Linked DNA regions of Mus musculus: region 2 is linked to region 1. The links are chromatin loops, found by intact Hi-C in ENCODE. Cell type or tissue: left cerebral cortex. All regions are shown on one strand. Each heading gives the region's core, and the rest is flanking DNA. Links, peaks and the distances in the headings are about the cores only.

What was found. A loop is a pair of places that touch in the nucleus more often than their neighbours do. Peaks named below come from ENCODE experiments on the same cell type or tissue, not always from the same donor. Only the 100,000 strongest peaks of a DNase experiment are listed, where the experiment ranks them.
Region 2: it touches region 1 in a loop (1.9-fold over the local background); 3 of 42 quality-filtered maps call a loop at or near these places.

Annotation. Positions count from the first base shown.
Region 1 is chr6:47,401,582-47,407,118 of GRCm38, forward strand. No RefSeq gene overlaps it. Among named protein-coding and RNA genes, the nearest start is that of Cul1, 50 kb to the right of the region's middle. In left cerebral cortex, for the core only: no CTCF peak of the experiment used is centred there; a DNase peak (open chromatin) is centred at 3,065.
Region 2 is chr6:47,502,519-47,508,055 of GRCm38, forward strand. It overlaps Cul1 (cullin 1), which reads left to right. Exons shown (of 22, transcript NM_012042.4): 7 at 1-72. Among named protein-coding and RNA genes, the nearest start is that of Cul1, 51 kb to the left of the region's middle. In left cerebral cortex, for the core only: no CTCF peak of the experiment used is centred there; no DNase peak of the experiment used is centred there.

The sequences.
Region 1 (5,537 bases), core at 154-5,153:
CTAAAAAAAGAAAAACAAACAAACAAACAAACAAAGACCCGCCTCTTTGTCCCTCAGCTGTCAGCAGCTCCTTAGGTAAGGGTGAGCGTTCACGAGCTGCTCCTCCATGCTGGGCTGTGTGCTGGCTCGCTCATGTTCAGGCAGCCACAGTTGTTATGCCTTCTCCAGTGTCATGATTTGGCCATGTCCAGAAGACATTTGCTAAAGCAAGTACAAGAAAGGACACGTGATGAAAGATTCCTTGCTACAACACACACATATTGCTCCACCTTACAATGTGTAGTTGAGCTGCATTTGTCTGGATGCCATGGAGACAAATGTACCAAAAAAACTTCTGGTGGTGCGCTGCAGTTTCTTGCTACTTCCAAGGACCTGGGCTAATTAGATGCACAAAGCAAGACTCATGCTGTCTCCACTACGTTCTGTCACCACTGTTGCTAACCTGACTCTACCAAACTGGATGGCTGCTATATCCATGAGGTATTTGTGAGTGGCTCAAGCTGCCACTGCCTGCTAACCTGTGAACTGAACTGCTGATTTCCAGACAACATAGAGGAGAGTTGCTCCAAAGAACCTTTCTAAACAGGTCCATTTCCCCTGAATCCTTTTTTTCCCACTACCTCTGGTGGGTGGTCGGTTACAGGAAGGTTAAATCATTTAAGAACCATCATTAAAAATAGGATTTGAAAAAAATTAAAGTTACAACCCTGATAGACACTGTTAGACTGAAGAGCTTACTGCCACAGCTGCCTGCATGTGCTGATAGAGAGAGAACAGGGTGTAAGAGTGCCCAGCAGGTAGTGCTGACCACGATAGGCATGACCAGAAAGATGCCCCCCTAATGCTTTTAGATAATGTAAGTCCCTAGAATTAAGAATGACCCCTGAAGTGATGGGGAGCCCTAGTGAGTTTACTTCAATTTGGTAAAACGTAGGGCCCAAAACAGACATTAAGTTACTAAAGGAACTAGAAAAAGTTCTCTCTCTCATTCATATTCATTCTCTCTCTCTCAATGTATTATGTGTGTGCATGTATAACAGTCTCTTAAGAGTTTATTATAAACCAGCTAAAAGAGACTAGGTACAGCCTTTAGGGAAACAGGCAAGGGGCTGAAGATGACCAAGATGAGTCTCAGGCCTTGGAGGGCCACTCCCCAGGGAGGGGAACCTGAAAGGAAAACCAGACAATCCAGTGAAACACCACAAAAAGCATAAGAAACAGCCAGGTCTGTGGTAACTCAGCCTTGGGAAATAGGGCCTAGGCCTCTGTGGATCTACTACCATAATGCTGTGCAAGGACCAAAGCTGATCTCACATCTCTGCAGGAGGAGGTTGCATCCTAGACCCATGGGAGGCTTCCATTCCAGGAGGTGGGTCCATCATACCTAGAGGAAGACTCTCACAACCAGGTGGGTACTGAATTCAGACTCATGCAATACTGGCTGTGATTGCAGCTGGCTGCAGCAACTGCAACAGTGCCTTGTGGGACCATGAAAGGTAGCCTGGTTCCCAGTTGAGTGAGCTAAGGCTAGAAGTCTCGGAGACCATGATGGGACAATAGGAGCTTTGCCTATTCCCAAGTACCAGGCCCCTGTCACTAGCCATAGCCCCCCATAGATTTGTTGCCATCAATCTCATAAGGGCAATGCCCCAAGTCCCCCCACTCCCCACAATAGGTAGGAAAGGACATAACCTGTGCTTATGTAGGCTCAAGACAGACCTCCATTTTAATGAGATACGTAAAGGCCTGGAGGGCTTACCCAGTAAGCTTTCCTTCCCAGACATTCCTCCCTGAAAAAGGTATTTAATATCAGGCCCACCCTGAAAATTGGGGCATGGTTTTACACATCCACTTTCCACCATGACAATAAATGCCTTAAAACCATAGGCTACCTCTTTTCATTGAGATTCCCCCGTGGGGAGCCATGGAGAAGGCCTTCACCTATATAGCTGCTGTCTGGACTCTCATTAGAAGGCCTCTCTGTGCTACCAGCCATGACCACCACCAAGCCCATGCCTGCAGCCATCAAGCCGAGGATTCTCCCCACAGGACTAGCCAGATTTCCCCTTTTCCCTTGGCCCCAGACTAGATCCAGCCAGTGGGCCCAGATTCCATTCTCAGCTCTTCTGAAACATCCAGTGGCATCTGAGTGTCCAAGAGCCTGGGAACCCCACAGCCTCAGCCTCATCACAGGCCTAGGGACCCCGAACCAGACAACTCCGAAATTCTGCCTCTACAAGCAGCCTTGCCCTGTGGTGGAGCAGACATGGGACCCACAATCCTACGGTGCCTCTTTCTTATGGGGTCACCAACTGCTTGGGATGGTCCTCCAACCTCAGAGAGTAGCCCAGCAAATCCTGCCGGAGCCTGGGTTACAGGAACACCAGCTGACATTCCTCTGCTAGCAGCCCTGCAGATACGTGGCCCCTAGCAAGTGGCACTCAGGCGAGGCCAGTATGTGTGGGAAGAGGTCCATCTGGGGTCACAGTGACCAGGTTCTACCCTTGAAGCAACACCAGACCCAGGGTTCACTTCTATTCCCTCTCTGCTTGTTTGGAGTTCTTTGGTTTGATATTCCTGAACTCATCATAGTTACAGAGGATCGAATTCATATGTTTGTCAAAAGCTTTGAAGGTCCCGATGAAGATCTGGCCATCTTTGCAGGATACATCTCATCCGGCAATCAATGCAGCAGCATCTTGCTGTTCTTGCCCACAGTCACGGTAGTGGCTCCCAAAGCTCAGATTCCCACCATATTTGCTCCCTCCACAAAGCCTTAGTTTGCCGGCCAGCTGCTCCCGCCACTGCTAGCGGAAATGCAGCCTGCAAAATGCGTGTGAAGCTGAAATTACTCTTTCTTACCTGGCGTGAACACAAAGATTTCTGCACCACTAGTCTCCTTCTCGCTAAACTTGAAGAGAACAGAGATGGTCGTTCTCTCGTCTCTGCATCTCCTACATCTGCCACCACAGTAACTTATGGAAAGCAGGCACTCGGTAATATAATTTGGTTTTGAGTTAAACTGAACCAAGTTCCGATTGGGAAACTTCCAGCAGGGTTGGATTACTGACAGCTACAAGTTTATTTTTGATTTCTGGGCAGAGCACTGAACATTTTGCATACGGCTGTGAGAAAATTAAAGAATTTCATCAATGGTCTGGGAAGATCAATGGAATTTGCTTCCTCAGCAGAATGAAGGTTGTTTTGTCCTAGTGACTAGAAGAAGTTTGGCAAGATCCCTCACTTATATCCTGAGAGTATGAAACTTTTGCCAAATTGAACCATGAAATTTGAGAACTGGAAAGGATGTTAATCAGAATCTAGCCAGAGAAAACACAAAGCCCAGGGCAGTCTGCCTAGAATGAAAGAGGCCATGGGAGAGAGAGGCTGAGTGAATCTGCCCTGACTCTCCCCATCCAGCAGAGATCCATGGCCCACCCTTTTACCTCATCCCTTGCAGACCCTCAACTCTCTCGTTCTGTTGTCTCTACTGTCCACTGTCCCAGGCACTTTTTGAGTTCTGAGTTGGGATCAAGCCAGGGTTTCTGATCTCTTTGTCCACCTAGGCTGGAAGCTCTGCTTGGGATCAAAGGACAGCCTCACAGACTGATGTTCCGGCACGGCCATCGCTGACCTTTGCTTGGACACTTGGTGCTGCCAGCCTGCCATGACTTCTCTATACTGGCTCTCAAACTACCCTCTCTGGTTACTTCACAAACTCATTCTCCCTCTCCAAACTCTGCTCCACAACCTCTCCCTTGAGGTGAAGTCCCTTTGATGAGAAATCCACAGATTCTCACCATCAAACCTAAACAAAGCCCTTATCCACTCTCAGTGGATAGATACGTCCTTCCTCAAGCTCCTTCCTCTGTGCCCTGAATTCCATCGCTTTCCCAAAGAACACTCGTTTTGTTATTCCTTTCTCTCTGCTCCTTCTTCCAGATCTCCTCGAGGATTTGATCAGCAGCAGTACTTGAATATATATGATTCTTTATTTGTGTGAAGGGGTGTGGTAGAATATTCATATGTACATCTTCAGAGGGGTAGATGTCAGAGGTCAACGTCAGGTGCTTTCTTGTATCACTTTCTCCCTTACTTTTTGATATACCATCTCTCCGTGAATATGGAGCCTACTGATTCATCAAGATTGACTGGCCTTTCCAGGGATTCTTCTATCTCTGCCTCCTCAGTACTGGGATGACAGGTACAAGACACCATACCTAGCTTTCTACCTGCATCCTGGGCTTCCAAACCCAGGTCCTCATTCTTATGCCAAAAGGACTTTATCAACCAAGCCATCTCCTCAGCCCCACAGACACATTATTCTTATAATTTCAAAGTCAAACAAACTCACTTCCCACAACCACCTCCCGTCTTGTCCCACCGTGAGTCAATGGCCCCCTTGTTCACATTCACATGTCAATCTGCCTATCATCTCAGAGGCTGGTGCTAAACCTAACATAAGCCTCCCAGGCCTGACTTGCTGGGCAGCACTTGACCTGGCCTGCAGATTTTCTCATGAGGGGATACATCCCCTCTCTTGAATCTGTGACTTTAAATTCTTCTGACCTCTTTAGACTTCTCTAGTCATATCCTGTCAGACTTAGTTTCAAGCAGCTTTTCTCATACCCACTCTTAAAATGTCAATGCCTCTTGGGAGTGTTGGTCTAGCTCCCCTAATCACCCTAAATGCTTTCTCTGGGCAATTTTATCTATTCTTGGCTCCAGTTACAATCTACATGGATGTTTCCAAATCTGCTTTTGCAAGTCTTGACCTGGATTTAGAGCAGATCTGTAATTCTTTTGGGCATCTTCATGTGACATCTCTAATTCAATAATCTCCTAAAACCAAAACAAACCTCTTTCTTCTCCCAGGGAAAGACAGAACCAATCATTATCCATACCTCTTCCTCTATGCCAAGACCCTCAAAGTAAAACGTATAGTCAAACACTAGGATTTTAATTCCAGATAAACCTTTGGGCAAAGCAAGTAGCTTAGCATTTCTCTAGTTTCTTCATTGGTAAAATGTAAGAGGTGATACTAGAACCTTCCTCATATGGATACTATCTAGCCTTCTCTGAGTTCATACATGTCAAAACCACCAGCACTTGGGAGGCTGAGACAAGAAGTATCAATTTTACATCCAGTCTGAGTAACTTAGAATGAACCTGCTTCAAGAAAAACAATCAAAAGTCTGGCGTGGTGGCGCACGCCTTTAATCCCGGCACTTGGGAGGCAGAGGCAGGTGGATTTTTGAGTACAAGGCCAGCCTGGTCTACAGAGTGAGTTCTAGGACAGCCAGAGCTATACAGAAAAACCCTGTCTCGAAAACCAAAAGAAAAAAGAAAACAATAACAATCAAAACAGCACCCAAAGACCATTCTGCACATGTGATATGTTGGTTCTCATTTAAGCCATCACTACCCTAGCTACCACCACACCACCCACCATTTCTTCCCCGCTGTCCTACAGTGTAACTTTAATGTTTTCAAACCTTTTTTTAAATTATTTTTTTATTTTTTTATTTTTGGGTTTT
Region 2 (5,537 bases), core at 380-5,379, 100 kb after region 1:
ACAGAGAGATTTTATACCAGAGAAAGTACTGAATTCTTACAGCAGAACCCAGTTACTGAATATATGAAAAAGGTAAGCTTAAACATAGTATGTAAAGTGGATATAAGTTAAATAGTTGTCACTCTTCCAGTGAGTTCTTGGCATTTCAGTGCTCCTCACCAGTCAGGCTTGTCACTGCTGTCACACCATGTCAGCAGGCCTAGCTCATAGAACTCTCCAGGGGACTTTTATACATTGAGAATCATGAGTGAGTGTTCCCCTGCACATCCAAAGAGATGTATTCATAGCTGCATGCCTTCCAGGTTTTTGCATTGTCTTCCCTTGAAGTGTGGCCCTCAGGATTTTATGTCAGTGAGAAAATAAGCAAATAGTCCTAGATTTGCTATTTTTTGCTTTTGCTGTTTTTCTCCTAAAATATTCCCTAAGAGTCATAGTTTAACCCTTCAAGTTTATATTAGGAAGAAGGATATAAATCTGACTTAGGAGAAGATCCAAGGTGGAGGCAAGGATTCTAACTTGCTCTTTACTACATGATGCTTCCATGAACTTCTAATAGGATTTTTCTTTGCTCTCTTTCTTAGAAATTCAGGAATTCTGGATATTGGGTCTGAGGAATGACTATGTCAAGAGATGGCAAGCTTTCTGCTATATAGTACCAGCCAGTAAATAATCTTTAGGCTTTTCATCCTAAGATTTCTTCTGTCATTGTTCACCTCTAATGTTAAGAAACAAAAGCAGTCATGGAGATATAGAAATAAGCAGGAAACAGGTGCAGCAGGATTTTGCCAGCAGATTGTATATATAGTTTGGTAACCCTCTCATCTGTATGTGTACACACACACACACACACACACACACACACACACACACATATATATATATATATATTTTTTTTTACTTTTGGGTTTTTTGAGACAGGGTTTATCTGTATAGCTCTGGCTGTCCTGGAACTCACTGTGTAGACCAGGCTGGCCTCAAACTCAGAAATCCACCTGCCTCTGCCTCCCAAGTGCTGGAATTAAAGGCATGCACCACCACTGCCCAGCTTGTATTAAATTTTTAAGAGTCGAGGTCATACCAAGTCTAATACCTACTTTGCCCTCTCTTAGGCAGGAAATGGACTGCCAAGTCATTTCCGTGTTTAAAGAAAGAAAATATAAGCTCAACCACTCTGCTTCTGACATATAGAGAGAAAGCCATGCCCAGCTTGTGGTGTTCACAGTGCATTTTCGTATGGTGCACTGAATATAAGTGGGCCTTCTAAGTTTGAAATTGAAAGTCAGTTACACATTTTTGATATCTCAAAATTCAACAGAAGTAGAACTAGTCGGTTGTATATGCGGGATAGTGGTAGTTCTTTATAGTAGATCTTTGTGTCTGTTTTGTATATGACTGAGACCTAACCAGCTCCTTAAGGGTATTTGAAACATAATCTGTTTTGAATCCTGGTATTGTTCATTACTTAATTTTGTAGTATGACTGTAGGCTTTATAAGCAGGTCTTTTACTGAACTCTTTTAAAACTTTTTTTTTTGCACTTATTTTGTATGAGTGTGTACATATATGTGTGTCTTTGTGTGTACATGTACAATGTATGTGTGCCATGTTAGCATATGTATGTGTATATGTTCTTTTACCATATAGGCACCAGGGATTGAGTTTAGGTCATCAGGGTTAGCAGTAAATATCCTTAACACTACTGAGCCATTTTGCCAGTCCAGTAGAGATTTTTTTCTTAAATTATATCTTTAAAGTGGAATCTTCCCCAACATTGCACACCACTATGGTGCCAGCCTGCCCTTTGTAGACAACGTTATGATTTGTTGTGGTGTATGCTGCCCATGGAGATAGGAGGAGTAGTAGTAGTACCTCAACATAAGGAGAACAACTTTTAGGACAGAGCTGCATGCACACTCTAAACACAGAAATCTGATTTTTAAAGTTTTACAACTTCGAAAATAATAGTGTCTGGTGGGTGGGTGTTTGCAATCTAACCTCTCCTCAGCCTCCAGGAAGCTCTCTAAAAGCATTAAAAGTTTGGTCCTGACCAACTTAGAAGTCTTATCAAACATGACTTCTCATCTTATTCAGGAAATCCACAATTCAGGCTCTAAAAACCAAACAATATAGAGATAATCTTATATCGCTGTATCTTGAACTGGGCCACCAGTTTTCAAGGTTAAAGAATGACCTTAAGCCAGGCATGGTGGCACACAACTTTAATCCCAGCACTTGGGAGGCAGAGACAGGTGGATTTCTGAGTTCGAGGCCAGCCTGGTCTACAAAGTGAGTTCCAGGACAGCCAGAGCTACAACACAGAGAAATCCTGTCTCGAAAAACAAACAAACAAAAACAACAACAACAAAAAAGAATGACCTTAACCGTTCCGTTCCTTAGTTTCCTCACCTGTGAAAGGAGAATAATAATATCAGGTGATAGTGAGAATTTAGTGAGCTTTACTTTTAAAAAACTATATAAGCATTGAATGTCTGTATTAAAGGCTTTATAAAAAGTGTAGCAAAGCAAACATAATGGAGGGCTTTGACCTTACATGTGCATACCTCATAGTCTCCAGCCTGTGCCTGGGCAGGTATAGGACCACCAGAAAAAAGTTGACAATTTCAGTAACTTGAGGAAAAATTACATTTATATTAAAACAATCAAGTAGAATTCAACATCTCAGGAATGATTTTGAGGTAAAGATTAGCTTTCAGGAAATATTGTGCTTTTAATGGCCAATTTGGGCTAGATATTACAATCCCCAGAGGTCTCTTTTGAGTTTACTGTCATCAGGTGGGAGTATTTTAGTCTAAACAGTTGATAATGGTTGGCCCATACAAAAATGCTTTTGATAACTGAATAGCTACAAACACTTTATTAACAGCTATATCAACACTTTAAAAATCAATGTCATGTGATTGAGACTAATCTGACTTAAAAACAACAAACAAAAATGAACATGTTTGAATATTTTAAATTCCTAATCTTTTTATTATTTAAAAATAAAACATGAGCTCAAAAGATTGCTCAGCAGTTAAGAGTGGGTGTTACTCTTGCAGAGGACCTGGGGTTGATTTCCAATGTTAGATCAGTCATCTGTAATCACAGTTCTGAAAGACCCACAATCCTCCTCTTGTCTCTGTGTGACTTCATGCACATACTGTACATGCAGTCAAAACATTCACATAAAAAAAAGAGAGAAAGAAAATACCTCATTTCATTAATTTTTACCAACCTTTCAGTTCTGATTTTTTATTCCTTTTTGTTTCTAATGGAGTTAATCAGGGTCATTTTCAAGAACCTTAGGGTACTTAGTCATTTAAATATGGTCCTGGTGTTCCATGGTCTACATGAGACAGCAATGGTAAAGATACCTGCTGTCACAAATTAGTTCCCAGTTACTACTTGTTTTTTTTTTGCTACTTTTTTTTTTTTTTTTTTTTTGGTTTTTTTGAGACAGGGTTTCTCTGTATAGCTCTGGCTGTCCTGGAATTCACTTTGTAGACCAGGCTGGCCTTGAACTCAGAAATCCACCTGCCTCTGCCTCCCGAGTGCTAGGATCAAAGGTGTGCGCCACCACGCCCGGTGGGACCTGCTACTTCTTTTCTGCTTGGCCCCTGCAAGGAAGCTCTGTAAACTCACTATAGTCCGCATCCCTGTGGAGAATTCACAAGGACATCAAAGCCTACCCTCTCTTCTGAGAAGGAGTAGTTTTGTTTTCCTGACCAAGATGATATATGTTCTCCCAAAAACAGATTGACTTAAAAGAAGAAGAATGATAGTATCTTGGGTATTCTAAGAAAGAAGACCAACATGTGGACACTTCATTCCTCCTTAGAATAGGGAACAAAATACCCATGGAAGGAGTTACAGAGACATAGTTTGGAGCTAAGATGAAAGGATCCAGAGACTACCGCACCCGGGGATCCATCCCATAATCAGCCACCAACCCCAGACACTATTGCAGGGACCCTGACATAGCTCTCTCGTAGGAGGCTATGCCAGTGCCTGGCAAATACAGAAGTGGATACTCACAGTCATCTATAGGATGAAACACAGGGCCCCCCAATGGAGGAGCTAGAGAAATCACCCAAGGAACTGAAGGGATCTGCAACCCTACAGGTGGAACAACAATATGAACTAACCAGTACCCCTAGAGCTCCTATCTCTAGCTGCATATGTAGCAGAAGATGGCCTAGTCTGCCATCATTGGGAAGAGAGGTCCCTAGTTCTTACAAACTTTATATGCCCCAATACAGGGGAACACCAGGGCCAAGAAGTGGGAGTGAGTGGGTAGGGGAGCAGGGTGGGGGGAGGGTATAGGGAACTTTCAGGATAGCATTTAAAATGTAAATAAAGAAAATATCTAATAAAATAAAATAAAAATAAACAGCTACTAAACAGAAAAAAAGAAGAATGATAGTTCATTATCTGATTTTACTTACCAGACCAGAATGTTGCTGTGGGTTTTTGGGGGGCGTGGGGGCTTGTTTTGCTTTGTTTTGTTTAAACTTACACATTAATGATTTGGAATATTTTAGTGGATAATATTTTGTTTATCAAGTGTACTATGAATTACCTTGATATTTGAGTTTCTTACTAGAAATATATTAACTTCTAACATTTTGTGGTTTTTTTGTGACTTATCTGTTCCTCATTCCAGCTTTTTTGGATATACTTACTGCTTTGTTAGAGGTCATTCTGTGTTTAGGATATGGACTTGGTGATTAATACACAGTTTACTGTTTAAGCTTACTTTGCATGATAAGCTTTCTGCTGAGTATGAGTGTGCTATGGCTCAAGCTGCTTTCCTGTGATTGAATAACCACTCGTGATCACATTTAATGGTCCAAGCTCTCCTAGTCGGTTTTCTGGGTATTGAATGTTTATTTAATTCTAATAGTAATTCTCCAAATTTGAAAAGTCTGTGTGGAGAGTAAATACAACTCTTGTCTTCTCTTATTCAGATCATCTGAGTAATTCAAGACTTAACTGCAGTTTCTTCCTTGTTCTGATGTCTGCAGTGACCCTACCCCCACATGTTTCTGGTGACAGATTCTAAAATATACTGTCTTTCTTGAGTTTCTGTTGTGTTAAATTGTCTGTTAGCCCCTCTTTCTTGGAAAGAAATTCAAGAAGTTGAGACTCTGCGGTGTCCAAGTGGGCTTTAGAAGTGTGTTTTTAGTGCTTGACAAGGGAAGGCTGCTGTGTTCGACCATCCTTCCTTTTTTTCCTTTTTTTTTTTTTTACTCCTTATTACTGATTATTATTTCTGAATGGTCATTTCTAGGATCATATTGGTATGACCCTTGACTTCAAACAGCTTTCAGACCAAAGTAGAGCGTCCTAATCCAGTGTTCGCATGCTGAAGAAGACCTGTAGGTTTTTCCCACAGGGGTGGGGAATATTGCCTTCAAGATGTGAAATACCATTTACCCAAAGAAAAATGATAGGAAGACATTTGAACTGTTAATTATGATAATGTTCTTAAGGCACTTAAAGGACTAGAGCTTGTATTTCAGAAAGAGTAGAATAGAC